Linked DNA regions of Homo sapiens: region 2 is linked to region 1. Evidence: read pairs that join two places in POLR2A ChIA-PET (ENCODE). Cell type or tissue: HepG2. All regions are shown on one strand. Each heading gives the region's core, and the rest is flanking DNA. Links, peaks and the distances in the headings are about the cores only. Region 1 holds the start of CBY3 (chibby family member 3). Region 2 holds the start of MGAT4B (alpha-1,3-mannosyl-glycoprotein 4-beta-N-acetylglucosaminyltransferase B).

The links. ChIA-PET counts read pairs that join two places held together with the same protein. Peaks named below come from ENCODE experiments on the same cell type or tissue, not always from the same donor. Only the 100,000 strongest peaks of a DNase experiment are listed, where the experiment ranks them.
Region 2: POLR2A ChIA-PET joins it to region 1 with 15 read pairs; 12 of 35 experiments call an interaction of 5 or more read pairs at or near these places.

The regions. Positions count from the first base shown.
Region 1 is chr5:179,678,577-179,694,979 of GRCh38, forward strand. It overlaps CBY3 (chibby family member 3), which reads right to left and starts at 2,458. Exons shown (of 2, transcript NM_001164444.2): 1 at 2,297-2,458; 2 at 1-689. The coding sequence starts at 2,342. The coding sequence ends at 7. It also overlaps a transcript of CANX not described here and the pseudogene HMGB3P22. RefSeq lists enhancers at 1-275, 163-422. In HepG2, for the core only: a CTCF peak has its summit at 116; DNase peaks (open chromatin) are centred at 15, 2,035 and 2,505; H3K4me3 peaks cover 597 bases.
Region 2 is chr5:179,805,900-179,820,737 of GRCh38, forward strand. MGAT4B (alpha-1,3-mannosyl-glycoprotein 4-beta-N-acetylglucosaminyltransferase B) reads right to left here and starts at 967. Exons shown (of 15, transcript NM_014275.5): 1 at 588-967. The coding sequence starts at 684. It also overlaps a transcript of SQSTM1 not described here. RefSeq lists silencers at 1-241, 10,783-11,232, 11,343-11,412, 13,331-13,510, 14,811-14,838 and 4 more and enhancers at 12,376-13,085, 12,788-13,987, 13,041-13,340, 13,741-13,900, 14,508-14,838 and 2 more. In HepG2, for the core only: no CTCF peak of the experiment used is centred there; DNase peaks (open chromatin) are centred at 13,182 and 13,712; H3K4me3 peaks cover 1,659 bases.

The DNA.
Region 1 (16,403 bases), core at 1-4,000:
ATTGCGTCACTGCGAGTCCAGAGCGCACGGCTGGATCATGAGCACGCCCGCGCTGGCGCCTGCGCGCTTGCGCATCTTCCTCTGCCCGGCGCGCGCCGCAGCCGTCGGGATCACCTCGGGGTTGCGCTGCTTCTCCAGCAAGTGCATGCGCGCCATGGTCTCAGTCAGCATGTCTATGAGCAGTTCCTGCTGCAGCTTCAGGTAGTTGTTCTCCTCCAGCAACACTTGGCTTTTGGACCGCTGCACCTGCGCCTTCCAGCCCCAGGCGGTCCGCGAGAGCAGCGGCGACCGCGTCCTCGCCAGCTGGCTCTCAGTGGTCCACCGCCCGCCGCGGAACACGAAGGCCTGGTTGCTGAGGCGCATGCACGGCGCGCCGTAGGCGAGGCCCAGCTCGGCCTGGCGCGTGTTGTGGTCCAGCAGGTAGAAGGTGGACAGGGAGGGCATGCGGCGCAGTGGCGGCCGCCGTGGCGAGAAGGGCCGCGAGATGTGATCGGCCCAAAACTGCTGCAGCGTCTGCCACAGGCGGCTGGCATGGCTCGTAGCCGAGCACTCGAAGGTTGCCAGGGCGTGGACCTTGTAGGGCACGCAGGTGCTCGAAGGGGAGCCTCGGGAGCGCTGGCGACTCGTGCTGCGCTCTTGTCTCGGGAGCCCGGATGTCCAGAATGATGAAGGCGAGCCAGGGGGCGCTGCTGGGAGACAAGAGTCCGGGTGAGCAGCGTGCTTGGTACAGGCCGCCTCTCAAACCGCGAGGCCGGCGGACATGTCTTAGCCCTGCAGCTACGGCTGCGGCTGTGTCTCACCAGCTGCTGGCCACCGAGGAGCCCGTCGTTCCACGCTGCACAGGCAGCAGTCTCACCTAAACCATCTTCCCCAAAGACCACTGAGGATCAGGCCCTGGGATACATATGCAGATGAAGGACGGGAGGAGGGCCTTGTTCTGAGTTGCAGCTGGAAGGGTGAGGGGTAGGGAATGGTAGCAAGACAAGTAAGTAGGTACTTAAAGGAGGAGTAGGACTTTGCCAGGTGGGTTGAGGATGGAAAATGGAGAACTTCTAGGCAGAGGGAAGAGCCGAGCAGGGCTTTCTTTTTCTTTTTTTTTGAGACTGAGTCTCGCTGTCGTTGCCCGAGCTGGAGTGCAATTGCGCGATCTTGGCTCACTGCAACCTCCACCTCCCGGGTTCCAGCAGTTCTCCTGCCTCAGCCTCTTGAGTAGCTGAGATTACAGGCGCCTGCCATCACCCCCACCTGATTTTTGTATTTTTAGTGAAGACGGGGTTTCACCATGTTGGCCAGGCTGGTCTCGAACTCCTGACCTCAGGTGATCCACCCAACTCGGCCTCCCAAAGTGCCCGGATTACAGGCATGAGTCACTGCGCCTGGCCTTTTTTTTTTTTTTTTTTTTTTTTTTGTATTTTTAGTAGAAATGGGGTTTCACCTTATTGGCCAGGCTGGTCTCGAACTCCGGACCTCAGGTGATCTGCCCGCCTCAGCGCCAAAGTGCTGGGATTACAGGTGTGAGCCACTGTACCCGGCAGGGCAGGACTTTCATATTTCAGATGTGAACACGAGCTTGGATAGGATTGGTGCTGGGAAGAGCAGAAGAGGAAGCTGGGAAGGTGGACCAGTGCACTATGTGAAGGTGCCCTACAGGCAGGCTCGGAAGCTTAGACTTCCTTTTGTGGGTAAGAGGGAACTGCTGAAGGATTAGAAAGCCGGGGTTAGATCTGGATTCTGAAAGCAATCTGGGAGGATATCTAGCATAGCCAACAGCATTATTGCCCTCATCATTCAGTCATTTGATAGACTTGAACTAGCATCTGCTCTGTGCCAGACTCTGGTCTTGGGAAGGGGACCTGAAACAGCCTCTGCCTGCCCTCAAGGTGCTCCTAATCCAGCTTGGAAGACAGATGCGTGTATAGACCACAGTCCAGTGTGTTCACTGACATCCTGGGGTGTGTGCCATGGGCTAGACCTATGCATAGGGCTCAAAGTATCAGGGATTGTGCACACTAAACATGACTTTTATTCCAAACAAACTGTGCCCTCAGGAAGTCCAAAGTCCAGATAACAGACAAGTCCCATTTTGCTCACTTCTCTCTGCACCCCCCACCCCTGCCCAGTAAGTGCTGATTCTATTATGTGAAAAAGGGAGCTATGTGTTGTTTCTAATTCCTCTTCTGCCCATGGGCAGTGAGAAGAGAAAGAACTAGAGCAGGGTTCCCTCTGTTATGCCTTCGTTAATTCATAATACACTTATCCCTCACATATAGGTGGACAGAGGCTGGATGGTACATACCATCCCCAAGATCTGGTTCAGGGAGATGGTCTCTGGAAGCCCACATCCAGGCCCACCCTTGAGATTGTATCTTCTCGGAGGATGTTTCCCCGTTAGTCCTCACTGTATGTTGTGCCTCACCTGGAAGATGGGGTGGAGTTGCTGAGCTGCTGTCCCAGGGCTAGTCCCATCTCTGACCCACTCAGCTCTTGTCCACCTGCTATGACTCACAATGCCTCCAGGCCAGGCCACCCCAGGACAAGAAGGGGTGCTGACCGCTGAGCTGTCAGATAGACTCTGGGCTCTCCCCTGCATGCATTCAGTGCATCATTGAGCACCTACTGTGTTCTAGGAACAGTTCTAGGGAAGTGAAGAACATATTCCCTCACTGAGCTGTCATTCTTGGCAGGGGAATGAAGGGAGTGATCATAAGCAGAGTCCAAGACAGGAATTTGTTCTAGGGGAACTAACAAGATAGTCTCTCAGGAAGCTAACAGAGCGTGTCATGGGTCAGGTTCCCTAGAAGCAGAGCCTAAGCTGAGCATTCTTGTTCAAGTGAATTATTGGGGAAATGCTCTCAGGAGAAGGGGGTGAGGGAAGCAAGACAGGGCGAGAAAAAGGCTAAGGCTGAGCCAGAGTGTGGTCTCACGTGGAGACTAGCTTCCGCTTGCTCTCATGGGGAACTCTGAGCACAAATGGCACCACAGTTAGGCCTCCTTAAAGCAAGGGAGCCCGTCTTTTGTACCCTCCTTCTACATGTCAGTTATTGGCCAGGGCAGCTGAGAGTTACCAGCCAGCTCCTACAGCACCTATGGGATGGGTGCACCACCAGTGATAGGGATCTCAGTAGGGCGCCAGCTGAGGAGGGAGGAAGATAATAGGATAGATGATGAAAATGAAAGGGCAGACTAGCCAACATGGCAAGACCCCATCTCTACAAAAACAAATTAGCTGGGCGTGGTGGCATGCGACTGTAGTCCCAGCTACTCAAGAGGCTGAGGTGGGAGGATCACCTGAGCCCAAGAGGTGAAAGCTGCAGTGAGCAGTGATTGTGCCACTGCACTCCAGCATGGGCGATAGAGACCCTGTGTTTAAAAAAAAAAAAAAAAAAAAGAGGGCCAGGCGCGATGTTTCATGCCTGTAAATCCCAGCACTTTGGGAGGGGAAGGTGGGTGGATCACCTGAAGTCAGAAGCTCGAGAACTGCCTGACCAACATGGTGAAACTCCGTGTCTACTAAAAATAGAAAAAATTAGCCGGGTGTGGTGGCGGGTGCCTGTAATCTCAGCTACTCAGGAGTCTGAGGCAGGAGAATTGCTTGAACCTGGGAGGCAGAGGTTGCAATGAGCGAAGATTGTGCCACTGCACTCCAACCTGGGCAACAAGAGCGAAACTCCATCTCAAAAAAAAAAAAAAGGAATGATTAAATTAATAAGAATATCCAGGCCGGGCACGGTGGCTCACGCCTGTAATCCCAGCACTTTGGGAGGCTGAGGCAGGCGGATCATGAGGTCAGGAGATCGAGATCATCCTGGCTAACATGGTGAAACCCTGTCTCTAATAAAAATACAAAAAATTGGCCGGGTGCAGTGGCTCACGCCTGTAATCCCAGCACCTTGGGAGGCCGAGGCAGGCAAATCACCTGAGGTTGGGAGTTTGAGACCAGCGTGACCAACATGGAGAAACACCATCTCTTCTCAAAATACAAAATTAGCCGGGCATGGTGGTGTATGCCTGTAATCCTAGCTACTTGGGAGGCTGAGGCAGGAGAATCGCTTGAACCCAGGAGGCAGAGGTTGCAGTTAGCCGAGATCACACCACTGTACTCCAGCCTGGGTGACAGAGCGAGACTCTGTCTCAAAAAAAAAAAAAAAAAAACCCTAATTCTGATACGTACAGTGAAGAAAACAAACCAGGGAAATACAGAAAGTGATTTTGGGACAGGGTGAGGAGTAGGAAGTAATTTAGATGTGGTGCTCGGTGAAGGCCCTTGACATTCTTGCTAAAACCTGAACAATAAGGAGACCCCAATCCCTTGAAGACCTGGGGGTAGAGGAGGGAAGTGGCTGGGCATGTTTGAAGGACACGTGCCACGTGTGCGGACAGTGGAAGGAAATGACGTCAGTCCTACCTACTAAGCCCACCCACCTGACTGCAAGGGACAGACCCAGATCCACAGGAGCTCACAAGCTGGGGCAGAGCCCGGTGGTGGTGCCACCTCCTAGGAAACTTCTGTAATAGTTTTATTGAGGTATAAGTGACAAAATCAACTACATTTATTTATTTATTTATTTTTGAGACGGAGTCTCGCTCTGTCGCACAGGCTGGAGTGCAGTGGCGCTACCTCAGCTCACTGCGACCTCCACTTCGAGGTTCACACCATTCTCCTGCCTCAGCCTCTCAAGTAGCTGGGACTACAGGCACCCGCCACCATGCCTGGCTAATTTTTTGTATTTTTTTTTTTAGTAGAGATGGGGTTTCACCGTGTTGGCCAGGATGGTCTCGATCTCCTGACCTTGTGATCCGCCCACCTCAGCCTCCCAAAGTGCTGGGATTACAGGTGTGAGCCACCGCGCCCGGCCAACTACATATATTTATAATGTATAATGTGAAGTATTTCGATAATTTGTTATGTGAAATCATTCCCAAAATCAAGATAATGTATCCATCTGGAGGTATCCATTACCTTTTTTTCTTTTTTTGAGAGGAGTCTCACTTTGTTGCCCAGACTGGAGTGCAGTGGTATGATCTTAGCTCACTGCAACCTCTGCCTCCTGGGTTCAAGTGATTCTCCTGTCTCAGCCTCCCAAGTAGCTGGGATTACAGGTGCCTGCCACCACACCCAGCTAATTTTTGTATTTTTAGTAGAGATGGGGTTTCACCATATTCACCAGGCTGGTTTCAAACTCCTGGCCTCAAGTGATCCATCTGCCTCGGCCTCCCAAACTGCTGGAATTACAGGTGTGAGCCACCGCGCCCAGCCTCAGTATAGATTTTTTTTGGCATTGGCTTCTCGCCGCATAATTATTTTAAGATTTATCCATGTTGTTGCATTTATTAACAGTTCATTGCTTTTTATTGCTGAGTAGTATTTCATTGTATGGAAACACCACACAATTTGTTTTTCCATTCAGCTGTTGATGCACATTTGGGTTGTTTCCAGTTTGGGGGCTATTGCAAATAAAACTGCTCTGAACATTTTTGCTCATCTTTGTGTGGACATATGCTTTCATTTCTCTTAAGTAAACACCTAGGAATAGAATGACTGTGTCATATGGCAGGTGCATGTTTACCTTTTTATTAAGCCACTAACAGTGAGTGAAAGTTTCTGTTTCTCTGTATCCTGGCCAACACTTGGTTTGGTAAACCTTCATTTTTAAAAAATTCGCTTAATTAAAGGTGGTGGTGGCGTTTTTGAGACGGGGTCTTACCGTGGTGCCTAGGCTGGTCTCAGACTCCTGGGCTCAAGGGATCCTCCCACCTGAGCCTCCCAAAGTGCTAGGATTACAGGCAGGAGCCACAGGGCCCAGCTAGTAAGCCTTTTTTTTTTTTTTTTTCAGCTCACTGCAAGCTCCACCTCCCGGGTTCACACCATTCTCCTTCCTTAGCCTCCTGAGTAGCTGGGACTACAGGTGCCCGCCACCACGCCCGGCTAATTTTTTTGTATTTTTAGTAGAGACGGGGTTTCACTGTGTTAGCCAGGATGGTCTTGATCTCCTGACCCCATGATCCACCCACCTCGGCCTCCCAAAGTGCTGAGATTACAGGCTTGAGCCACCGTGCCCGGCCAAGCCTTTTTAATTTTAGCCATAGTGGTAGCGTGTCTAAATTGTGGGGTTTTTGCTGTTGTTTTGTTGTTGTTTTAAATTTTTAACAGCAAGCTCATCCTTAATAAATTTATTTTACTTATTTATTTATTTTTTGAGATGGAGTTTCACTTTTGTTGCCCAGGCTGGAGTGCAATAGCATGATCTCAGCTCACTGCAACCTTCACCTCCTGGGTTCAAGCAATTCTCCTGCCTCAGCCTCCTAAGTGGGATTACAGGCGTGTGCCACCACACCTGGCTAATTTTGTATTTTTTTTTTTTTTTTTTTTTTTTTTTTTTACTAGAGACAGGGTTTTCACCATGTTGGCCCTGCCGGTCTTGAACTCCCGACCTCAAGTGATCCATCTGCCTCTACCTCCCAAAGTGCTGGGATTACAGGCTTGAGCCACTGTGCCCGGCCTTAATAAATCTATCTATTTATTTACTTATTTAATTTTTGGAGGCAGAGTCTCGCCCTGTCACCCAGGCTGGAGCGCAGTGGCGCAACCTCGGGTCACTGCAACCTCCGCCTCCTGGGTTCAAGCGATTCTTCTGCCTCAGCCTCCTGAGTACTTGGGATTACAGGCACACGCCACCACATCTGGCTAATTTTTTTGTTTATTTGTGTTTTTTTTGAGATGGAGTTTCACTCTTGTTGCCCAGGCTGAAGTGCAGTGGTGCAATCTTGGCTCACTGCAACCTCCACCTCAGCCTCCCGTGTAGCTGGGATTACAAGCATGTGCCACCATGCCTGGCTAATTTTGTATTTTTAGTAGAGACGGTGTTTCTCTATGTTGGTCAGGCTGGTCTTGAACTCCTGACCTCAGGTGATCTGCCCACCTCGGCCTCCCAAAGTGCTGGGATTACAGGCGTGAGCCACCGCGCCCAGCTTTTTTTTTTTTTTTTTTTTTTTTTGAGATGGAGTTTCGCTCTTGTTGCCCAGGCTGGAGTGCAGTGGCGTGATCTCGGCTCACTGAAACCTCTGCCTGCTGGGTTCAAGAGATACTCCTGCCTCAGCCTCCCAAGTAGCTGGGATTACAGGCAGCTGCCACCACGCCCAGCTAATTTTTGTATTTTTAGTAGAGGTGGGGTTTCACCATGTTGGCAAGGCTGGTCTCAAACTCCAGACTTCAGGTGATCCACCTGCCCTGGCCTCCCAAAGTGTTGGAATTATAGGTGTGAGCCACCACGCCCTGCCTAATGTTTGTATTTTTAGTAGAGACAGGGTTTCACCATGTTTGCCAGGCTAGTCTCAAACTCCTGACCTCAGGTTATCTGTCTGCCTCGACCTCCCAGAATGCTGGGATTACAGGCGTGAGTCATCGTGCCCAGCCTCATCCTTAATAAATTGAGGTTTTAATTTGCATTTCTCTAACAGCCAATGCTATTAAGCATCTTTCCATGTGGGTATTTGTTATCTATTTTGATGAAGTGGTTGTTCAAGTCTTTTTTTTTTTTTTGAGACGGAGTCTCGCTCTGTCACCAGGCTGGAGTGCAATGGCTCAATCTTGGCTCACTGCAACCTCCACCTCCCGAGTTCAAGCAATTCTCCTGCCTCAGCCTCCTGCGTAGCTGGGATTACAGGCACGCGCCACCACACCCAGCCAATTTCTGTATTTTTAGTAGAGATGAGGTTTCACCATGTTGGCCAGGCTGGTCTTGAACTCCTGACTTCAAGTGATCTGCCTGCCTCGGCCTCCCAAAGTGCTGGGATTACAGGTGTGAGCCACCAAGCCCGGCCATCTTTTTTTTTTTTTAGTGGTTCAAGTCTTTTTGCCTATTTTAAAAATTGGACTGTTTGTCTTAATGATTGCAGTTTTTCTTGTTGTTATTTTGAGACACGGTCTCACTGTTGCCCAGGCTGGAGTCTATTGGTGGTGTGATCATGGCTCACCACAGCCTTGACCTCCCCAGGCTCCGGTGATCCTCCCATGTAGCTGGGACTGCAGGGAGGCACCACTACACCCTGCTAACTTTTGTATTTTTTAGTGGAGATGGGCTTTTGCCATGTTGCAAAACTCCTGGGCTTGAACTCCTGGGCTCAAGCGTTGTGCCTGCCTCAGCCTCCCAAAGTACTGGGATTACAGGCGTGAGCTACCATGCCTGCTCAAATTGCAGTTTTTGTTTGTTTGTTTCTTTGAGACAGAGCTTTGCTCTTGTTGCCCAGGTTGGGGTGCAATGCACAGTCTCGGCCCACTGCAACTTCCGGCTCCAGGGTTCAAGCAATTCTCCTGCCTCAGCCTCCTGAGTAGCTGGGACTACAGGTGCCTGCCACCATGCCTGGCTAATTTTGTATTTTTAGTAGAGACAGGGTTTTGCCATATTGGTCAGGCTGGTCTTGAACTCCTGACCTCAGGTAATCCGTCTGCCTTGGCCTCCCAAAGGTCTGGGAATACAGGCATGAGCCACTGCACCCGGCCTGCAGTTTTTTTGTTTGTTTGTTTGTTTTTTGAGACATGCCACCATGCCCGGCTACCGCTCTGTCACCCAGGCTGGAGTGCAGTGGCATGATTTTGGCTCACTGCGACCTCCACCTCCCGGGTTCAGGCCATTCTCCTGCCCCAGCCTCCCAAATAGCTGGGACTACAGGCATGCGCCAACACGCCCGGCTAATTTTTTTGTATTTGCAGTAGAGACGGGGTTTCACCGTGTTAGTCAGGATGGTCTCGATCTCCTGGCCTCGTGATCCACCCGCCTCGGCCTCCCAAAGTGCTGGGATGACAGGCGTGAGCCACCGCGCCCGGCCTGTGCTCTGTGTTCTTGTGCTTGGTCTGTTTATCGTTGCACCAATACTGTTGATACCTAGTAATGTAAATCTTCCAATAATATTCTTTAAGATTGCTTTGGCTTTCTAGGTCCTTTGTATTTCCATATAAATTTTAGAATTTGATTGTCAGTGTTCACAAATAAACCCTCATGCTCACTGTTGAAAGCTTTCTCTTCTTGTCATGAAGACACTCAAGAGCTTAAATCAACCCCCAGAAGGTTGTCTGATGGACATGGAATCAGAGCCCAGGAATATTTTAACCAAGCCAGTGATTCATATTCATTCTTTCTCCCTCCACAGTATGTCTATGTTATTAAAGTCAATTTTCAGCCACGCACGGTGGCTCATGCCTGTAATCTCAGCAATTTGGGAGACTGAGGCAGGCAGATCACTTGAGGGCAGGAGTTTGAGATGAGCCTGGCCAACATGGTGAAACCCTGTCTCTACTAAAAATACAAAAAATTAGCTGGGTGTGGTGGCGCACACCTGTGGTCCCAGCTACTTGGGAGGCTGAAGCAGAAGAGTCACTTAAACCCAGGAGGTGGACGTTGCAGTGAGCCAAGATAGTGCCACTGCACTCCAGCTTGGGCAATGGTGCAAGACTCCCTCTCAAAAATAAATAAATAAAGTCAGTATTCTTTTTTTTTTTTTTTAAGATGGAGTGTCGCTCTGTTGCCAGGCTGGAGTGCAGTGGCACGATCTCGGCTCACTGCAACCTCCACCTCCTGGGTTCAAGCGATTCTCTTCCCTCAGCCTCCCGAGTAGCTGGGACTACAGGTTAGCGCCACCACACCCAGCTAATTTTTGTATTTTTAGAGACAGGGTTTCACCATGTTGGCCAGGATGGTCTTGATCTCTTGACCTCAGGATCCGCCTGGCTTAGCCTCCCAAAGTGCTGGGATTACGAGCGTGAGCGACGGTGCCTGGCCTAAGGTCAATTTTTTTTTTTTTTTTTTTTGAGACGGAGTCTCACTCTGTCGCCCAGGCTGGAGCGCAGTGGCACAATCTCGGTTCACTGCAAGCTCTGCCTCCCGGGTTCACGCCATTCTTCTGCCTTAGCCTGCCAACTAGCTGGGAATATAGGTGCCCACCACCACGCGCAGCTCATTTTTTGTATTTTTAGTAGAGACGGGGTCTCACCGTGTTAGCCAGGATGGTCTCGATCTCCTGACCTTGTGATCCACCTGCCTCAGCCTCCCAAAGTGCTGGGATAACAGGCGTGAGCCACTGCGCCCGGCCGCCTAAGGTCAATTTTCATTAGCAATCATGATATTTGGCCAGACATGATGGCTCATGCCTGTAATCCCAGCACTTTGGGAGGCTGAGGCAGGTGGATCTCTTGACCTCAGGAGATCGAAACTAGGCTGGCCAACATGGTGAAACCCCTACTAAAAATACGAAAATTAGCCAGAGTGCTCCAGGGGCTGAGGCAAAAGGATAACTTGAGGCCAGGAGTTTGATGGTGCAGTGAGCCATGATCGTACCACTGCACTCCAGCCTGGACAACAGAGTGAGACACTATCTCAAAAAAACAACAGAAAGAGGCCGGGTGTGGTGGCTCATGCCTGTAATCTCAGCACTTTGGGAGGCCAAGGCGGGTGGATCACTTGAGGTCAGGAGTTCAAGACCAGCCCAGCCAACATGGTGAAACCCCCTCCCTACTAAAAATAAAAATAAAAAATTAGCTGGGCATGGTGGTGTGCGCCTATAATCCCAGCTAATTGGGAAGCTGAGAATCGCTTAAACCCAGGAGGCAGAGGTTGCAGTGAGCAGAGATCGTGCCACAGCAGTCCAGTCTGGGTGACAGAGCTGTCTCAAAAACGACAGCAAGAACAACAATAACAAAAAACCAACGAAAACATACGTCAGACCGATCATAGATGACCACTAGGAATGGTACACAACTTCCCTTATTTCATGGCCTACCAAAAAGAGAAAGCTACAAAACCCAACAAGTTTTTTTTTTTTTTTTTTTTTTTTTGAGACAGAGTTTTGCTCTTGTTGCCCAGGTGGGAGTGTAATGGCGCAATCTTGGCTCACTGCAACTTCTGCTTCCTGGGTTCAAGCGATTCTCCTGTCTCAGCCTCCTGAGTAGCTGGGATTATAGGCGTCCGCCACAATGCTTGGCTAATTTTTTGGTATTTTTAATAGAGACAGGGTTTCACCGTGTTGGCCAGGCTGGTCTCAAACTCCTGACTTCAGCTGATCCGCCCGCCTCGGCCTCCCAAAGTGTTGGGATTACAGGCGTGAGCCACCACACCCGGCCTCTTTTTTTCTTCTTCTTCTTTTTTAAGTTCTTGCCTACTCCTGGAAGTCTTTATTTGATTATTTGAACAGGAAATGTTAGGAGAGATGATGGATAATTCCCACTTAAAATGGATGTTAACTCCTTTCACAAGAAGACCTTGATTTTGAGGACATTTAATGAAGACTTCAGAATTTAAAGATTCACAATTTAAAAAATGGCTCCTGGTTCCTTTGAGGATCCCCATCTCAATGTCACTGAAAAGATGAGGTTTGGAGCCCGTGAGGAAGGGAAGGGTGTGCTACCGGGTCCCAACAGGTCTGAATTGAAGGACATAAGGTTTATTCTGATGGCAGAAAGGAAAGGAGAAGAGCATCTGAAGATTTTTCAGAGTTTTCCACATCACCAGCATTTCTACCACACTGGCTGTGAATCACACTGGGTGTGAATGTCAGTGGGTCTCTTCTGGCAACCAAGAGGAATATTCCCCAAACCAAGGAAGCTAAATCTTGTTTTTCCCCATGGAAATTTCAGTCTGGCTTCTGTGATAGTCTGTTAGTGACATTTGCCCTTCCCTGAAACAACATGGTGTTCTCTGTGCTAATATAGTTTTAAAAAAGAAGTTGGCCAGGCGCAGTGGCTCACGCCTGTAATCCCAGCACTTTGGGAGGCCGAGGCGGGTGGATCACCTGAGGTCAGGAGTTCAAGACCAGCCTGGCCAACATGGTGAAACCCCGTCTGTACTTAAAATACAAAAATTAGCCAGGTGTGGTGGTACGCACCTGTAATCCCAGCTACTTGGGAGGCTGAGGCAGGAGAATCACTTGAACCTGGGAGGCGGAGGTTGCAGTGAGCCAAGATCGCGCCACTGCACTCCAGCCTGGGGGACAAGAGTGAGACTTCATCTCAAAAAAAAAAAAAAAAAAAAAAATCTGAAAAAAGGCTGGGCCCAGTGGCTCACGCCTGTAATCCCAGCACTTTGGGAGGCTCAGGCAGGTGGATCACGAGGTCAGGAGTTGGAGACCAGCCTGACTTACATGGTGGAAGCCGTCTCTACTAAAAATACAAAAATTAGCCGGGCGCGGTGGCATGCGCCTGTAATCCCAGCTACTTGGGAGGCTGAGACATGATAGTCACTTGAATCCAGGAGGCAGAGCTTGCAGTGAGCCGTGATCATGCCACTGCATTCCAGCCTGGGCGACAGAGTGAGACTCTCTCAAAAAAAAAAATAATAAGTAACATAAATGTTAATTTGACTTTTTGGTTTGTATTATAGGTAAAATTATAAACATGGTTTTATATTGATATGAGCTATAAATTTATAGTGGGTTTATGTTTATAGACATTGATATATTATTTTTTTACTTCATTTTTTTGAGACTGTGCTCACTCTGTTGCCCAGGCTGGAGTGCAGCAGCATGATCTTGGCTCATGGCAACTTCTGCCTCCCAGGTTCAAGCAATTCTCCTGCCTCAGCCTCCCGAGTAGCTGGGATTACAGGGCCTACCACCATGCCCAGCTAATTTTTGTATTTTTGGTAGAGATGGGGTTTCGCCTCGTTGGCCAGGCTGGTCTCGAACTCCTGGCCTCGAGTGATCCACCCACCTCAGCCTCCCAAAGTGCTGGGATTACAGGTGTGAGCCATCATGCCTGGCCTATATACATTTAAACAACACTGTGTGGCTGGTTAATATTTTGAAATGTTAGCCAGTGTATTGTTTTTTCAGGCAGACCAAGCTGAGTAAAAAAGTGAGTGGGCCGGGCACAGTGCTTCATGCCTGTAATCCCAGCATTTTGTGAGGTCAGGGTGGGAGGATCCCTTTAAGCCCAGGAGTTTGAGACCAGCTTGGGCAACACAGGGAGATCCCATCTCTGCAAAGAAAAAAAAGAAAAAAAAATGAGTCAAATTGCCTGATCATGAAAGGGAGAATGAAGCAGATGTCATTTGGCTCTGGAAGACAGGAAGAGCCACTACACTGCAATCCCAGCTCGGGATAGCATGAGGCGAGGCAGTACTCTCTTCCTCTCCTTGGGCTCTTTGACATCCCTATATACTTTCCTTGAGGTAGTTTCACTATATCTCTCTTCTTTATTATTTATTTTATTTAATTAATTTATTTATTTTTTGAGACGGAGTCTCGCTCTGTCGCCCAGGCTGGAGTGCAGTGGCACGAACTCAGCTCACTGCAAGCTCTGCCTCCCGGGTTCACGCCATTCTCCTGCCTCAGCCTCCCGAGTAGCTGGGACTACAGGCACCCGCCACCACGCCCGGCTAATTTTTTTTGTATTTTTTAGTAGAGACGGGATTTCACCATGTTAGCCAGGACAGTCTCGATCTCCTGACCTCATGATCCACCCACCTCAGCCTCCCAAAGTGCTGGGATAACAGGCGTGAGCCACCGTGCCCGGCCTATTTTTTTTTTTGAGACAAAGTCTCGCTCTGTTGCCCAGGCTGGAGTGCAGTGGTGCGATCTCGGCTCACTGCAACCTCCGCCTCCTGGGTTCAAGTGATTCTCCTGCCTCAGCCTCCCAAGTAGCTGGGACTACAGGTACGCACCACCATGCCCGGCTAATTTTTGTATTTTTAGTAGAGACAGGGTTTCACCATGTTGGCCAGGCTGGTCTTGAACTCCTGACCTCAAATGATCTGCCCATCTCGGTCTCCCAAAGTGCTGGGATTACAGGCATGAGCCGCTATGCCTGGCCATCTGTGTTCCTTATAACCAAAAAGAGCCCCCGGTTTAAAAGCTCTTAAAGGTCTGGGAGCAGTGGTTCACATCTGTAATCCCAGCACTTTCAGAGGCCAATGGAGGATGATCACTTGGAGCAGCCCCTGAGCAACAAAGAGCCCCTGTCTAATTATTTTATTTTTTAGAGACAGGGTCTTGCTCTGTTGCCCAGGCTAGTGGAGTGCAGTGGCATGATCATGGCTCACTGCAGCCTCAACCTCCTGGGCTGAATCTATCCACCTACCTCAGCCTCCTGAGTAGCTGGCACTCAGGCATATGCCACTAATTTTTTATTTTCTGTACAGATAGGGTTTTGCCATGTTGCCCAGGCTGGTCTCAAACTCCTGGGCTCAAGTGATCTGCCTGCCTCGGCCTCCCAAATTGCTGGCATTACTGGCAAGAGCCATCGCATGAGCACATAGTACATAATGATTCCTTACAAACCAGTATGAAAAAGACAAAACCTAGGCTGGGCGTGGTGGCTCACGCCTGTAATCCCAGCACTTTGGGAGGCCAAGGCGGGTGGATCACGAGGTCAGGAGTTCAAGACCAGCCTGGCCAAGAAGGTGAAACCCCATCTCTACTAAAAATACAAAAAATTAGCCGGGCACAGTGGCAGGCGCCTGTAGTCCCTGCTACTCAGGAGGCTGAGGAAGGAGAATCATGTGAACTCGGAGGGTGGTGGTTGCAGTGAGCCGAGATCATGCCACTGCACTCCAGCCTGGGCAACAAAGTGAAACTCCGTCTCAAAAAAAAAAAAAAAAAAGACAAACCCTATAGTGGAAAAATGGACAAACGACATGAATAGAGAATTCACAAAGGAAAAAAAATATATATGGTTAATGAACATGAAAAATGTTGGCCAGGTGCTGTGGTTCACACCTGTAATATCAGCACTTTGGAAGGCTGAGGCAGGGAGATCACTTGAGCCCAGGAGTTTGAGACCAGCCTGGGCAAGAAAGTGAGACTCTATCTCTACAAAAAATAAAAATTAGGCTGGGCACGGTGGCTCAGGCCTGTAATCCCAGCACTTTGGGAGGCCAAGGCAAGTGGATCACCTGAGCTTAGAAGTTTGAGACCAGCCTGGCCAACATGGCGAAACCCGATCTCTACTAAAAATAGAGAAATTAGCCGGGTGAGGTGGCACATGCCTGTAGTCCCAGCTACTCTGGAGGCTGAGGCAGGAGAATCGCTTAAACTGGGAGGTAGAGGTTGCAGTGAGCCGAGATTGTACACTGTACTCTAGCCTGGGCAACAGTGAGAATCTGTCTCAAAAAAATAAAATAAAAATAAAAACTAGCCACGCATGGTGGTGCATGCCTATAGTCTTAGCCACTTGGGAGGCTGAGGCAAGAGGATCCCTTGAGCCCAGAAGTTTGAGGCTGCAGTGAGCCATGATTGTGCCACTGTACTCTAGCCTGGCCGGTAACTTGTCTTAAAAAAAAAAAAAGTTTAATTTCACTGTAATAAAATAAACTTCAATTAACATAGTTACATATCTTTTTCTTTGTCCATCATTTTGACAATGCCAGATTAGCATGAGTATAGAGAAACTTTAGAGAAATGACCATTACCAGCCTAACTATTAAGAAAGTAATGGGCCGGGCGTGGTGGCTTATGCCTGTAATCCCAGCTACTCAGGAGGCTGAGGCAGGAGAAGCGCTGGAACCCGGGAGGCCGAGGTTGCTGTGAGCTGAGATCCTGCCATTGCACTCCAGCCTGGGCAACAAGAGAGAAACTCCGTCTCAAAAAAAAAAAAAAAAAAAAAAAAAGGAATGAGAGCGAACAATACAGCCAGGATGGCTAAAGGTGACCCCAAGAAACCAAAGGGCAAGATGTCTGCTTATGTCTTCTTTGTGCAGACATGCAGAGAAGAATGTAAAAAGAAAAACCCTGTCAATTTTGCAGAATTTTCCAAGAAGTGCTCTGAAAGGTGGAAGACAATGTCCGGGAAAGAGAAGTCTAAATTTGATGAAATGGCAAAGACGGATAAAGTGCACTGTGATCGGGAAATGAAGGGACCAGCTAAGGGAGGCAAGAAGAAGAAGGATCCTAGTGCCCCCAAAAGGCCACCATCTGGATTCTTCCTGTTCTCTTCGGAAATCCGCCCCAAGATCAAATCCACAAACCCTGGCATCTCTATTGGAGATGTGGCAAAAAAGCTGGGTGAGATGTGGAATAACTTAAATGACAGTGAAAAGCAGCCTTACATCACTAAGACGGCAAAGCTGAAGGAGAAGTACGAGAAGGATGTTGCTGATTCTAAGTCGAAAGGGAAGTTTGATGGCTCAAAGCGTCCTGCTAAAGTTGCCTGGAAAAAGGTGGAAGAGGAAGATGAAGACGAGGAGGAGATGAGGAGGAGGATGAATAAACAAAGTGTTTATCTGTCAAAAAAAAAAAAGTAAATGGATAAAAATGTGAGTGCTCCCTCTCTCTGTGTGCCCACTTTCTCCTTCAAGCAAAAGGTAGGCATGAGCAAGGATGAGGGTGGCTTTGAGGGAAGGATGGAGAGACAAGCTATGAGAAGAAGCTGGATACGAAGGATAAATGGATCAACAATTTTGTTTACTCTTTTAAACATA
Region 2 (14,838 bases), core at 10,839-14,838, 140 kb after region 1:
GGGAAGCTCGGGGTGCGGAGGACGGGCTGGGGCCGCACGGGAGCGCAGGGCAGCAGGGGCCGGGCTGCCTCAGGACGCCTCCCTCCCTCCCTCCCTCCCTCCCACAGGCCGGATGCTGCCGACGCGTTCTGGGCGCCGAAGGGAGTCCCAGGACCGGGTGTCACGCCGGGGTCGCCCAGGCCGGCGCGGGGCAGCAGGCAGCAGGGTGGGGGGGTGCCCTCGCGCCTGTGTCCCTCACGCCGCCCCAGCTCCTGCCCAGGTGGCTGTGGCTGGCGTTCCGGGACCTCTGTGACCTTGGGTCTCTGCCCCTCTCCGAGAACCCCACGGGTCCCCAGCTCAGCGTCGGGACAGCTGCGCCCGCGGAGTCCGGTCCGGAGCACCCACGGGCGCGGCCCGGGCCCGAGGAGAACGCCGCGGCTCCAGCAGCAAACAAGTGGGGGAGGGTGGGAGGGGCGTCCTCGCGCCGCCCGGGCGGGGAAGGGGCGCCTGCGTCGGCTTCCGGCCGCCTTCCGCGGCCACCGCCGGGCCCGCTCCCGCCGCCGACGCCCAGGTGCGCCAGGTGCGGGCCGGGCGGGGGTCGCGCTCACCTTTCTGGCCGCTGAGTGCCGCGTACCAGGACAGCGAGAGGAAGGCGCACAGGCAGAAGAGCAGCAGCGTCAGGAAGGTGCCATTGCGGAGCCTCATCTCCTCGGGTGCGCGGCGGGCGCCCGCGGGGCCGAGGCTGCATGGCCCGGGGGACCGGGGCCGGGGCGCAGGGGTCGGAAGGCGGCGGCGGCGGCGGCAGGGGCCCCGGCCCCGGGTCGGGGAGGGGCGGGGGGCCCGGGGCCGGGCGGGGACCGGGCCAGGGAGCGCGCCGGCCGCCCCTCAGGGCGCAAGCTTTGTGCCCTGTACTCAGGGAAGAGGAACAGGCTCAGAAGGGCAGAGGCAGGTATCAGGCTCACTGCAGATATCAGGGGCGCGGGACACTGGCGGCCTCGCCTCCGCGGCAGGGCCGGGCCGGGCCGGGCTGGGCTGGGCTGGGCGGCGAGAGCCGCGGCCCGGCCTGGATCTGGGGCCTGGATCTGGGGCCGCCGCGGAGTCGACGGCGCAGGGCGGGGCGGCCCGGATTTAAAGGGGCCGCAGCACCGCCGTCGCCGGCGCCGCGAGGGGGTGGGGTGGGGGCCGGCGGCCGGGATCCCGATCGGCTCCCGCAGCCCCGCGTGGGCTCGTGCGAGTCGGCCTCAGGTAAGGCTGGAGTGGGAGTGCAGGTCGACCGCAGCCGGGGCGGGGGGCGGGCGGCGGGGGCGGCGCTCCGGGACCCCGGTACCCTTCTCAGCAACATCTCCTCCGCGCGCGGACCCCGACCCCATTCGCACGTTCTCGGGGCTCTTTCCCGGGCGTGAGGGGCTCTGGGTGGCGCGGGGGACTGGGCGGTTGAAGCCGGGAGCGACCGCTGCCTTCGCTGCCGCCCAGGGCGCTTCCCCGCTCAGGAGCTTCCTCTGGGCCTCTGGACGGAGGCGCGCAGGGGCCCGGGAGGCGGGAACGATGGGCCTTTCTAGGCGGTATCAGGGCCGATGCTCGTGGATGCAGAGCAGTGACCAGCCCAGAACCGTACCGGCTTCCCGGGGCAGGGGCGGCCCGAGAGCGCCGCTAACGGGAGCAACGGGCCCTGCCCCCGGTGGTGTAGGGGCCACCTCGCCCCGCCCAGCCCAGCCCGATATTGATGGGGGCCCACGCCTTCATTGTTTTTTTGTTGTTGTTGTTTTTTGTTGTTTTTTGTTTGTTTGTTTTTGAGACGGAGTCTCGCTCTGTTGCCCAGGCTGCAGTGCAGTGGCGCAATCTCGGCTCACTGCACCCTCCGCCTCCCGGGTTCAAGCGATTCCCCTGCCCCAGCCTCCCGAGTAGCTGGGACTACAGGCGGCCGCCACCACACCTGGCTAATTTTTGTATTTTTAGTAGACACGAGGTTTCACCGTATTGGCCAGGCTGGTCTCGAACTCCTGACCTTGTGATCCGCCCGCCTCGGCCTCACAAAGTGCTGGGATTACAGGCGTGAGCCACCACGCACGGCCCATTTGCGTTCTAATTTCAGGCGTTCCTCAATCCTCTGTGGAACCAGGAAGGGCGCAAATTATAAAGGGACTGGCCCAGCGCCGCCTCTGGGCAGGCTTTGGGCAGCGCCTGGCCCGCTGCCGGCTTGGACCTCCCAGACCTAGGGGCCCGGTTCCTGGTGGAGGCTGCAGGGACCTCTGCCCCACCCGCCCGGGGGAGGCCCGAGGGGCTGGACTCAGACTGAGATTGAATGCGGCTTTGTCTTCCTAGTTCAGCCCCGGCCCACACCTGGGGCTGAGTGGAATCGGGAGCTTCGAGGGGTCTGGACAGAGAGATTGATGCCAAGAAGGGGGTGGCCGAGCCAGAGGTTGAAGTGGGCTGGATCCTGAGGCCCCCTGTTAAAGGAGAGGGCTCCCCACTCAGTGCTCCTGGAACTTTCCGAACTAGAGACTGGGACTTATAGGAGCCTTCTAGAGGAAACTGTCGTGTTTTCACAGGTGTCTTCTATTTGTGGCAAAGGATAATGGCTTTTCACTTAGGTTGTGACATAAAGGGCCTTAGAAATTGTTAATGAGTTACTTAATGTTAAAACTTAGTCACCCAGAGGCCGGGCGCGGTGGCTCATGCCTGTAATCCCAGCACTTTGTGAGGCCGAGGCAGGCGAATCACGAGGTCAGGAGATCGAGACCATCCTGGCTAACACGGTGAAACCCCGTCTCTACTAAAAAATACAAAAAATTAGCCGGGTGTGGTGGCTCATGCCTGTAATCCCAGCACTCTGAGAGGCTAAGGCAGGAGGATCATTTGAGCTCATCAGTTCAAGACCAGCCTGGGCAACATAGTGACACCTCATCTCATTAAAAATTTTAAAACAAATTTTTTTGGATTTTTTTGTAATTTTATTTATTTATTTATTTATTTTTAGTTTATCTTATTTTTTTTTTTGAGACGGAGTCTTGCTCTGTCGCCCAGGCTGGAGTGCAGTGGCACTATCTGGGCTCACTGCAAGCTCCGCCTCCCACCTTCACCCCATTCTCCTGCCTCAGCCTCCCGAGTAGCTGGGACTACAGGCACCCACCACCACGCTCGGCTGATTTTTTGTATTTTTATTAGAGACGGGGTTTCACCGTGTTAGCCAGGATGGTCTCGATCTCCTGACCTCGTGATCTACCTGCCTCGGCCTCCCAAAATGCTGGGATTACAGGCGTGAGTCACCACCCCGGCCTTTTTTTTTTTTTTTTTTTTTAAGACGGAGTCTCGGTCTGTCGCCCAGGTTGGAGTGCAGTGGCACCATCTCGGCTCACTGCAACCTCAGCCTCCCAGGTTCAAGCGATTCTCCTGCCTCAGCCTCCCGAGTAGCTGGGATTATAGGCGCCCGCCACCACGCCTGGCTAATTTTTTTTTTTTTTTTTTTTTTTTTTTTTGAGACAGAGTCTCGCTATGTCGCCCAGGCTGGAGTGCGATGGCAGAATCTCGGCTTACTGCAACTTCCACCTCCTGGATACAAGCAATTCTGCTGCCTCATCCTCCTGAGTAGCTGGGATTACAGGTGCACGGCACCAAGCCCGGCTAATTTTTTTGTATTTTTAGTAGAGATAGGGTGTCACCATGTTGGTCAGGCTGGTCTCAAACTCCTGACCTCGTGATCCACCTGCTTCAGCCTCCCAAAGTGCTGGGATTACAGGCATGAGCCACTGCGCCTGGCCCTTTTTTTTTTTTTTTTTTTTTTTTGAAACGGAGTCTTGCTCCCTGGCCCAGGCTGGAGTGCAGTTGAGTGATCTGGGCTCACTGCAACCTCCGCTTCCCGGGTTCAAGCGATTCTCCTGCCTCAGCCACCTGAGTAGCTGAGATTACAGGCGTGTGCTACCACACCCGGCTAATTTTTATATTTTTAGTAGAGATGGGGTTTCACCATGTTGGTCAGGCTGGTTTCGAACTCCTGACCTCAGGTGATCCACCTGCCTCAGCCTCCCAAAGTGCTGGGATTACAGGTGTGAGCCACCGGCGGCGCCCAGCCTAATTTTTGTATTTTTAGTAGAGATGGGGTTTCACCATGTTGTCCAGGCTGGTCTCCAACTCCTGACCTCAGGTGATCTGCTCACTTTGGCCCCTCAGAGTGCTGGGATTACAGGCGTGAGCCAACGCACCGGGCCAACAATTTTTTTTTAATTTAAATTTAAATTTTTATTTTTTAATTTTTTATTTTACTTTAAGTTCTAGGGTACATGTGCACAATTTGCAGGTTTGTTACATATGTATACATGTGCCCGGTTGGTATGCTGCACCCATTAACTCATCATTTACATTAGATATATCTCCTAATGCTATCCCTCCCCTCTTCCCCCACCCCACGACAGGCCCCAGTGTGTGACGTTCCCCACCCTGTGTCCAAGTGTTCTCATTGTTCAATTCCCACCTATGAGTGAGAACATGCGGTGTTTGGTTTTCTGTCCTTGTGATAGTTTGCTCAGAATGGTTTCCAGCTTCATCCGTGTCCCTACAAAGGACATGAACTCATTCTTTTTTATGGCTGCATAGTATTCCATGGTGTATATGTGCCACATTTTCTTAATCCAGTCTATCATTGATGGACATTTGGGTTGGTTCCAAGTCTTTGCTATTGTGAATAGTGCCGCAATAAACATACGTGTGCATGTGTCTTTATAGCAGCATGATTTATAATCCTTTGGGTATATACCCAGTAATGGGATTGCTGGGTCAAATGGCATTTCTAGTTCTAGATCCCTGAGGAATCGCTACACTGACTTCCACAATGGTTGAACTAGTTTACAGTCCCACCAACAGTGTAAAAGCATTCCTATTTCTCCACATCCTCTCCAGCACCTGTTGTTTCCTGGGTTTTTAATGATTGGCATTCTAACTGGTGTGAGATGCTATCTCAATGTGGTTTTGATTTGCATTTCTCTGATGGCCAGTGATGCTGAGCATTTTTTCATGTGTCTGCGGGCCAACAATTTTTTTAAGGAAAAAAAAAAAGTGACTCAGTTGGGCACTGTGGCCTACGCCTGTAATCCAAGTGAGACAGCCAAGTCTAAAGGGGTCCCGCTTTGGGAGGCCGAGACGGGCGGATCACGAGGTCAGGAGACCGAGACCATCTTAGCTAACACGGTGAAACCCCGTCTCTACTAAAAATTAGCCGGGAGTGGTGGCGGGCACCTGTAGTCCCAGCTACTCGGGAGGCTGAGGCAGGAGAATAGCTTCAACCTGTGAGGCGGAGCTTTCAGTGAGCCGAGATCGCACCACTGCACTCCAGCCTGGGCGACAGAGCGAGACTCCGTCTCAAAAAAAAAAAGAGGTCCAGGAGAAACTCCCACACCTGCCTAAGCACTGGAAGAACTGGGTAGAGCCACAGAAGCTCTGCAGGGGGGAGGAGCTTTGCAGGGGGAGGAGCTATGCAGGGGGAGGAGCTATGCAGGGGGAGGAGCATGCAGGGGGAGGAGCTATGCAGGGGGAGGAGCTATGCAGGGGGGAGGAGCTTGGTCTCATGTTCGGGGTGGAACTTGGGATTCTATCTGGGAGGCGAGAAACCAGCTAGCGGGACTCTCTCTCGCTTTGCTGAGAGTCCCTGTTTCCCTTTTTTTCCTTCTTGCCCAATAAATTCCATTTTTCTCACTCTTCAAAGTGTCTGCGAGATTAATCTCTCATGGCCGCTGCACAAGAACCTGGCTTTTAGCTGAACTAAGGAGAAAGTCCTACAACAGTTTGGCGTGCAACATGGGGCTTGAGAAAGGGTGAGTGAGATGCAAACCAAGAAATTTTTTTCCTCTCTTTCTAAGCCTATTTATCTTCGGACTTCTGAGGGGGAGGGGAGGGGAAACCGTGACCCCACCCCCTTGGTCTCCGTGGCCTTTTCCTTACTTCTGGACGGATGGGCGAACGGCGGTTCTCTGTCGCCCAGGCTGGAGTGCAGTGGCGCCATCTCGGCTCACTGCAAGCTCCACCTCCCGGGTTCACACCATTCTCCTGCCTCAGCCTCCTGAGTAGCTGGGACTACAGGCGCCCGCCACCACGCCCGGCTGATTTTTTGTATTTTTAGTAGAGACGGGGTTTCACCGTGTTAGCCAGGATGGTCTCGATCTCCTGACTTCATGATCCGCCCGCCTCGGCCTCCCAAAGTGCTGGGATTACAGGCGTGAGCCACCGCGCCCACCCCTCCATGAAGAAAGTTTTTCTAAATGAAAAATGTTTAGGACGCTCAGGAGAGAAAGAACAGATTAAGGAATGATCTCCACCGCACAGACCTCAAGGCTGTTATGCATGCAGGGCACAGTTCCAGTGCAAATGTCCGCAGGCACGGCATGAGGGCCCCCACTGGGTGCCTCGGGCTCCTTCCAGGGCAGCAGTTGAAGCGGGTCGTACTGCAGGCCTGCAGAAAGGCTGGGGTTCCTCTCCTTTTCGGGTTCCTTCCTGATGGAATCCTAGGTTTTCAGCGGTTCCTTCCTGATGGAATCCTAGGTTTTCAGCAGCTTCCGGAGGCCGCCTGGACTGCAGAAGGCGCCCTGGGCGTGTGTACTTCCACCTCCGCAGGCGCTGGCATCTCCAGGCTGCTTCAGGCCGCTTTGGACCTCACCATCGGTAGCATCTGCGTCTTCTTGAGGTGACTGGAGCCCGTCTATGGTTTCAGCCATTGACTTCTGGACATGGAAGTGTCGAGGCCATTTTTGGCCCCTCTCATATCCGGGAAGGGCTCCGTGCCCAGTAGAGGTGCAGTGCAGCAGCCAGCTCGCAGCAGTGCTCCCGTAGAGCTGATGGCATTGGCAGGAGTGGCGGCTCAGCACAGGGAAGTTCTCCAGTGCCCAGGCCCAGGCTTGCTCTCGGTTTAGGTCCCATGGCACGTGGGGCTCTGGACCTGCCTGCCTCCAAGACAGCTCTTCCAAGGTTGAGGGTTGGAACTCCACAGCCTCAGCCTCCCAAAGCTTGACCAGGCCCAGCCATAGCTAGTCTAGGAAAAGAGCAAATGGCCGTGTTTTTATATTTTGACTTTTGCATTTCAATATTAATTTTTTTGGTAATGTAATGCATTCAAAACATGGTCCCCCCCCCCCCAAAAAAAAAAGAAAAGAAAAAGAAAAAAGCATGTTTCTAACCAGGGGTCCTTCATCTTCTGCAGATGCCAAGGGTGTCCCTGGCACAGTAAAAGTTTGGAAGCCCTGCCCTAAAGCCTCACCTCACCTGGCAGCTGGGTGTTTCATTCATAGCAAATGTTCTGTATATTCACCATGTACCAAACACACATGTCACTAATGATACAAACACATGTGCACTGACATTGACCTCCTCACTGTCTTACTATAGTCCCATCCACAGCCACCTTATCAGAGTCCATGGGACTCTGACAACTTGTAATGGGAAAATTAACCGTGCCTGTAGGGGCCGCCTGGGTAGCGGGAGGTGGTTCATGAGTACCAGGAAAGCTGGCCCTGGGGCAGACCTGGGCAGGGCAGAGCACAGCTTGCAGGACCTAGTACACAGTGTTGGGAATTGAATTTGGGTTTTGACCTTTGAAGCTGTGCATAAAGTCTAAAACAAGAAGAGGAGTGGAGGCTGAGGTTGTATTTGTATTTTAAAATGAGCATTTGCCACACAAAGCCAGGAGCTTCAGACCAGCGTGGTTAACACAGCGAGACCCTCCTCTCTGTGAGAAATTAAAAAAAAAACAATAATAAAAGCCAGGCATGTTGGCATGTACCTGTAGTCCTAGCTGCTCAGGGGGTGAGGCGGGAGGATCACTTGACTCCTGGGTTACAGTGAGCTCTAATTGCCACTGCACTTCAGCCTGGGCCACAGAGTGAGACCTTTTCTCAAAATAAAATAAAATATAACCTTTTGGGCAGGCATGGAAAGGGGCTGGAGAGAATAAGAGGAAACAGAGATAAGCCCCCTCCCTGGGAGCACAAGGGACTCATCCCCAGACATGGCACCACAGGCAAACAGACACTGTCACAAAACTAGCATATTATCTTTCCTAGAAGTCCTTTGTTTTCCCCAAGTGCCCTTTCCCCCAACCTTTTGTTGGTTTACGAGCTCTCAATTCTAACCTCCTAGTACACGAATAAAAATGTCTATCGGGGTGGTGGCGTGAGCCTGTAGTCCCAGGTACTTGAGAGGCAGAGGTGGGAGGATCCTCTGACCATAAGAGTTCCTGACCAGCCTGTGCAATACTGACTCCATCTCAAACAAAAAACAGAAAGCTATACAACTCCGTTTCTCTTGCTAATTTGTCTTTTGTCAGTTTAATTTGCAGGCCCCAGATGCTGAATCTAAGAGGGCAGAGGAAAAGCTTTTCCTCCCTGACATAACCATCCAGGAGAAAGTCTGGAATGGAGGGTCAGAGGGGTAGGGAATGGAGTTAGGAGAAGTAGATAGATTCAGGACAGTCTTTGGAGAATGTACATCACTGAGGTCAAGATGTCCTAGGGAATGGCCCTTCTGGGTTCACAATTCTGCTTCCGTCGGTTAACAGCAACTTAGTCCCTTCTATGCCTGTGGGGATAATCAGTCAGGATAGGCTGGATTATGCTGCTCTAACAACCCCAAATTTCTCTGATCTAATAAAAGTATACTCAAAGCTGTATACCCTTCAAGGGTCCCCTGGGGTCTCTGCTCATTGTAGTTCCTGCCCTGGCTACAGGCATAACCATGTGGAAATCAAAGGCTTTCTTGGCAAAGAGAAAGAGAGCTCTAGAAGCTTTAGCACTGGCAAATAAATAAATGCTTGGCGTATAGGTGATATATGGCTCTTCTGGCTCAGGTCCTTGGCCAGAATTAATCACATGGTCTCACCTCAAGGGAACAGGTGAGTTAAATGCAGAAAAATATTCAAGCTGGGTGAGGTGGCTCACGCCTCTAATCCCAGCACTTTAGGAGGCCGAGGCGGGAGGATCGCTTGAGCCCAAGAAGATCATGGTTGCCGTGATCCATGATCATACCACGGCACTCCAGACTGGGGACCAAAGTGAGACCTTGTCTCTAAAAATTAAAATATTTAGAATGTTTCCTAGCATAAAAGATGTGCTACGTGTGTATTATTACTGTTGCTATTGCCAGAAAGTACAATCAACAGGAACTGCTGGTGGCTTGAGGGGGAGCATATGGTCATAGCTGACTCCCAGGTTTCTGGCTTGTATTGTGACTGTTTCTGGCCTGTATTGTGACCATCACTGCCATCAGGAACCCTAGAGCAGGTCGGGTGTGGTGGCTCACGCCTGTAATCCCAGTACTTTGGGAGGCTGAGGTGGGTGGATCACTTGAGGCCAAGAGTTCAAGACCAGCCTGGCCAACATGGTGAAACCCCGTCTCTACTAAAAATACAAAAATTAGCCAGATATGGTGGTGGGCGCCTGTAATCCCAGCTACTTGGGAGGCTGAGGCACAAGAATTGCTTGAATCCGAGAGGTGGAGGTTGCAGTGAGCAGAGATCAAGCCACTGTACCCCAGCCTGGGCAACAGAGCAAGACTCTGTCTCGAAAAAAAAAAAGAAAAGAAAACCTGGAGCAGGCATGGGGTATACGTCATGGGTCACTACTCTTGGATACAATTGACGAAAACCACAATCAACTGGCTTAAGCCGTTTTATAACCCAGCATTAGGCCAGCCTGGATCCAGGGGTCAGATACTGAGATCAAGCTTTGATCTGCTCAGGATTCCCCCCTCCCCAAGGCTCCTGCTTCCAGATGACCCCAGTGTGCATTTCGTCCGCCAGCGTGGGTCACATGTCCATCCCTGACCAGGGTGCTACAGTGCTCTGGTTGGCCAAGCTTTGGCCATGGGGTTTACCTCACCCTACTTTTACGCAAGAGTATGTGGTGGCCTAACACAGGTGGGGGACCCTGCTTCAATACCAGCCTTTATCCACAGATGACCCCACGCCTTCTGCTCCAGAGCATCAGGGTTATAACACATGGGACACACGGGGCACACATACACTCCCACGCAACATCCACACACCCCACAAAACTACCTGAGCCCACATAGTCAGGGCAGGGACAGGCACAGAACAAAGTGGGTGCACAGGGACTCGCAGGGAGGTCGAAGAGCTGAGTCTCGTCGGGAGGCTGAGGGGGAAGAGCGGGCACTGGGCTGCGAGTGTGCAGAGCTGGAGGTGGGGGACTGCGGTAAGTACCCGTCCTGGGGTGCGGGCCCTGCTGGGAAGCATTGGGAGCAAGAAGGGTTAGATCCTCAAAGGAGGATAATTCTTCCAGAAGGTTTTCTTTGTTTTGTTTTGTTTTGTTGAGGCACCAAGATTGGAGTGCAGTGGCGCCATGTCAGCTCACTGCAACCTCCGCCTCCGAGGCTCAAGCAATTCTCTTGCCTCAGCCTCCCGACTAGCTGGGACTACAGGCACCTGCCGCCACGCCCAACTAATTTTTTTAATTTTTAGTACAGATGGGGTTTCACTCTGTTGGCCAGGCTGGTCTCGAACTCCTGACCTCGTGATCCGCCCACCTCGGCCTCCCAGTGCTGGGACTACAGGTGTGAGCCACCGCGCCTGGCCTCTTCCAGAAGGTTTTCGATGGCAGCAGGTGGAGGGGAGCGAGAGGGCCATCGCTCCTGCTGCAAGGGCAGCCCCTCCACGGGATCCCACACTCCTGACCCGTTCAGTATAGACGGGGTACTCCCGGTGCGGCCTGTCACCGCTCTGTCTGGCGCTGGCGCTCCTAGAGAAGGCCATGCCGACCTCTCCCCCACCTCGCTCCAGATTCCCCTTCTTGAGCTGCTTTTCCCACAGTCCCCCCAGGCGCCACTGAGAGCCTCCCGTCTTCGATGGGCTTGGGGCGCCTGGACCCTTCCGGGGTCACTTTGCCGTCTTCCTCCAGCCCCCCTCCCTACTCCTTGTCGCCGCCCCCCCGTCTTTTCAGGACCTTGCGCACTCAGGCTGGCCCTATGCTTTGGGGTACCCCAGCAGTGCCCCCGGGTCTCCGGCCACCCGGTGACGGAGGGAGGGAGAGGCTGGCGAGGGGGCGGCGCCTTAGGTCCCAGCGCGACCCGCCTCTCAGCCCCTCCCGCCGGCTACAGCCGCGCGGGACGGGGCAGGGACCTCGAGAACACCGGGGACTTGCGGGCCGGTGGCCCCGGGCAGGCCACTTCTGACGCGGGTGCGAGGCCTTCCGCGGGCGTGCACGGTTGGGCCGGAGCCGCGCCGGGGGCCGGGACACGCCTGGGGTCAGCGCTGGCGTCGCCGCTCGGGTGGGGTGGGCCGGGTTCGGGTCCAGTCTCCTCCCCACGGGCGGCCCGCGCCCCGTCTTCCAGTGACCCCCACATCCCTTGCGCCCCGAGCTGGAACTTCGGCAGGTTCTGCCCCGGGCCGCGCGCGCTTTCTGGGGACCAGGGCTGTGGTTCCTGCTCCGCGTCGTGCCTTTAGACACCGCCGGGCGTTCGTCCTCCATCCCTCCCCCCTTTTCCCCACTCCGCGGTTGACGAGGGCCGCCCCCAAGTGGCCATGTCCCCCGGCATGGACGACCCCTCAGTGCCCCTGAGGGCCCAGGGTCTCGCCCCCGTCCCGAGGCAGGCCATGTTTGAATTTATTTGGAGAAATTCGCCCAGCCCAGGGGACCTCTTTCTGCAGCTCTGGCCTTCCAGTAGGAGAGGGTCCCTGGGGCTCTCAGGCCTGACAACTTGGCATCACTGAATTCTCTAACCATGTCTGTCCATGACTTGAACTCCTTTTCTTTTAGAAAGATCTTTGCAAACCCCTTGTGGGCGTGCCCCTCCCATGGCCCCCGTGCCTCTTGCCTGGGCTTTGGGCTTGTCTGAAAGGGCTAAAAGGGGGTGATGCCTGGCCGGGCGGGTGGCTCACGCCTGCAGTCCCAGCACTTTGGGAGGCCGAGGTGGGCGGATCACCTGAAGTCAGGAGTTCAAGACCATCCTGGCCAACATAGTGAAACCCATCTCTACTAAAAATACAAAAATTAGCAAGGCTTGGTGGCAGGCACCTGTAGTCCCAGCTACTTGGGAGGCTGAGGCAGGAGCAGGAGAATTGCTTGAACCTGGGAGGCAGAGGTTGCAGTGAGCTGAGATCGTGCCACTGCACTTCAGCCTGGGTGACAGAGAGAGACTGTCTCAAAAAAAAAAAAAAAAAAAAAAAAAAAAGTGATGTCCAGTGCCTGGGGATTTTTCCTAGGGAGTGGTCAAGGAAGGCCCCGCTGAGGAGGAGACATTTAGGGTGGGAAGTTGCCATGTAGGGCAGGAGTGGAAAGGGTTTTGGACCAGAGGGAGAGCCAGGGAAAAGTCACCAGGTAGAATGAGCTGGCATGATTAGGAAGATGGCAAGGGAGGGCTGTGGCCCTCCCATGTGAGTGGAAGGGAGTGGCTGCAGCGCAGAAGGCCTGGAGGCCCCCGCACAGACCAGGACCTCTGTAGAGGAACTCATCCCCTGTGTCCCCTGTGATTGTCAATCTCCCTAAAGATGGCCCAGAGCAGTGCGGCCTGAATCCCTCAGTGGCCTTGTCTCTGGCTGCCCCAGCACCCACGCGGACACTTGACTCCACGCCCCAAAGAAAAGAAGCGAACCTGGGAACACCACTGCCAAGGCATAGGATTATTTGGGAGGGGGGAAGGGGGAACTGAGGAGGTGGTTACAACATGCTGGGCAGCAACAGACAGAACCAGACCACCCCTGTGGCTGCCCCGGCTGGTCTCCTGGGACCACTGGGCGCTTGGCTCAGGCCTCTCCTGCCCTCCCCACTCTTCCACCTCAGCCCCCCTGCAGTCTCTGTCCTGCCCTGACCCCCCAGCTTACAGCCCCAAAAGCAGCTAAACAACTCGCACACCCACGGGGCATCGCCTGGGAGGGCAGCCCAAATCCTTCCACTTCAGCCCCATTTGAAAGATGAGGAAATGAGAGGCTGGTCCATAGTGGGTCTCGCGGCTCAGGTGCCGAGCCTTCCCTGGGCATGCACGCCGGGCCCTGGAGGGTGGGAAGGGGCCAGTGGACGCGGGGAGCCTGCGGGGTGGGACTGCATCGGGAAAGGGGAAGGAGTCAGAGGCGAGAAGGGGGAGAGTGTCTGTCTGGCTCCAGCCGCTGCACGCTCTTCCTGCTCAGGGGACTCACGGTGACCCCGGAGCCACTCCCCAGCCCAGCCTCCAGGTAAGAGGTCACTGAGATGGGTGGCAGCAGGGGCCGGGGATCCCCCTATTACGACAGCGGTCATGGGACGCTGACTCACTGCCGGCCAGACCACCTGACCTCCGCGGCGGGAGGAGAGGGCCCTGCCAGGGGGTTCCCGCCGCGCCTTGTTTACCTCCGGGAGGCCTCGGCCTCGCGTGGGGGCAGGGCGGCCGCTGGGGCCGCAAGGCGTGCGGGGAAGGGCCAGAGCCGGGTGTCCACCCCAGCTTCCCAAAGACTCCCTCTTCTGTGCTTCCTTCTCCCCTCCCCGCCCCCCCCCCAGTCTCTTCACATGCCCCTAGCCCCCGCGGAAACTTCCCGCGATCCCAAACGGGCCAAATGGCGAGAAAGCAAAGGAGCTCCTTCTTGGGGGTGAGTGGGGCGCCTTGAGCGCTTCCTCAAAGCTATGTTCCCAGAGCCACAGGCCTTCCTTGTGTCCCTCACCCTGCTCAGACCGGGCCATAGCCGGGGGCTGGGGCAGGAAAGCCGGCCCTCGGCGGGGGCCACGTGGCTCTCAGGCGCCTGGGCTGCTGAGTCACGCTTGGCCAGCACCTGTCTGTAGGCCACAGCCTCTGCCAGCACGCCCCTCTGTGTCCCCTGCCCCTGTCTGCAAGGCAGTGGCTCCAGCAGGCCCTGGGGCATTTTCCACTCTCCACCGCCGGATGCAGGGAGAGGCCTGAACCCTCTCCACAGGGCTGCTCTGGGCAGGGTGGAAGCCTTGCCCACTTCGGAGCCCTCCGGGAAGGATCATTCACACCTGTGGACCAGCCCCTGCTGTGCGCACACCCACACATCACCTTCGCACCTGACTGGCCCCATCCAGCCACTCTTGCCTCCCTCTGGGTTTCCTCCCCTGGGAGGTTTCTCCAGCTCCTGCAAGCCCTGGGCTGAAATGGCATGAGTTGGACCCAGCAGGTTCTGACCTCCTACTCACAGGACCTTGCCTGGGAGGCTCCAGAGGGTGACCACTCGTCCTGCCCCTCTCCTTGCCCCAGTTCTGGCGGACAGGTTACTCTGGTGGCATAAAGCAGTGTTTCTTCCTTCCTAGCTGAGGAGGCTGTTGGCTGACCCCCTTGGCTGCCCACAAGGCCAACGGGCCTGAGCCCCCACAGGGCCATGGGCATTACCTGCTGAATTGAGGAGCCCATAAGGAGTCACTTGGACCACAGTGAACACTTGGCGACCACTGACACTCAGGAGACCTTAGCTGGTCCTCCAGCACCTCTCAACTCCACTCCTACTAAACTGGGAACTTCTCTGGTGCTCAGGCCAGAGTCGGGGTCCGTCACCGAGTATGCTATGCGCTGCCCATCACCGAGGATGCCATGCGCTGTAAGAGGGCTGCCACCGCGGCAGGCTGACCATGGCAGGGTCGGAACAGCAACCTGAGAGCCAGCTTGTTCTGGCCAGCAGTGCCCACTGGGCGACCTAGCAGCCTCCTGATATGGGGGCTGTGTCCCCCTCTCCCTGCACTGGGTACCCCCAACTGAGGATATTGCTGAGTCATGGCCAGGCCCAAGCCTGGGAGGGGCGAGGGGCTGGACCCCCGCCAGTACCCTGATCCCAGGTGCAGAGGCTGGAGCCCAGGCCTGTATGAGTGCCAGGGCCGGTTTCCTGGGGTCCTTGGTGCACCGGGGCAATGAAGAGAGGGGTCAGCAATGAGGGGGCCGGGAGACCTGGAG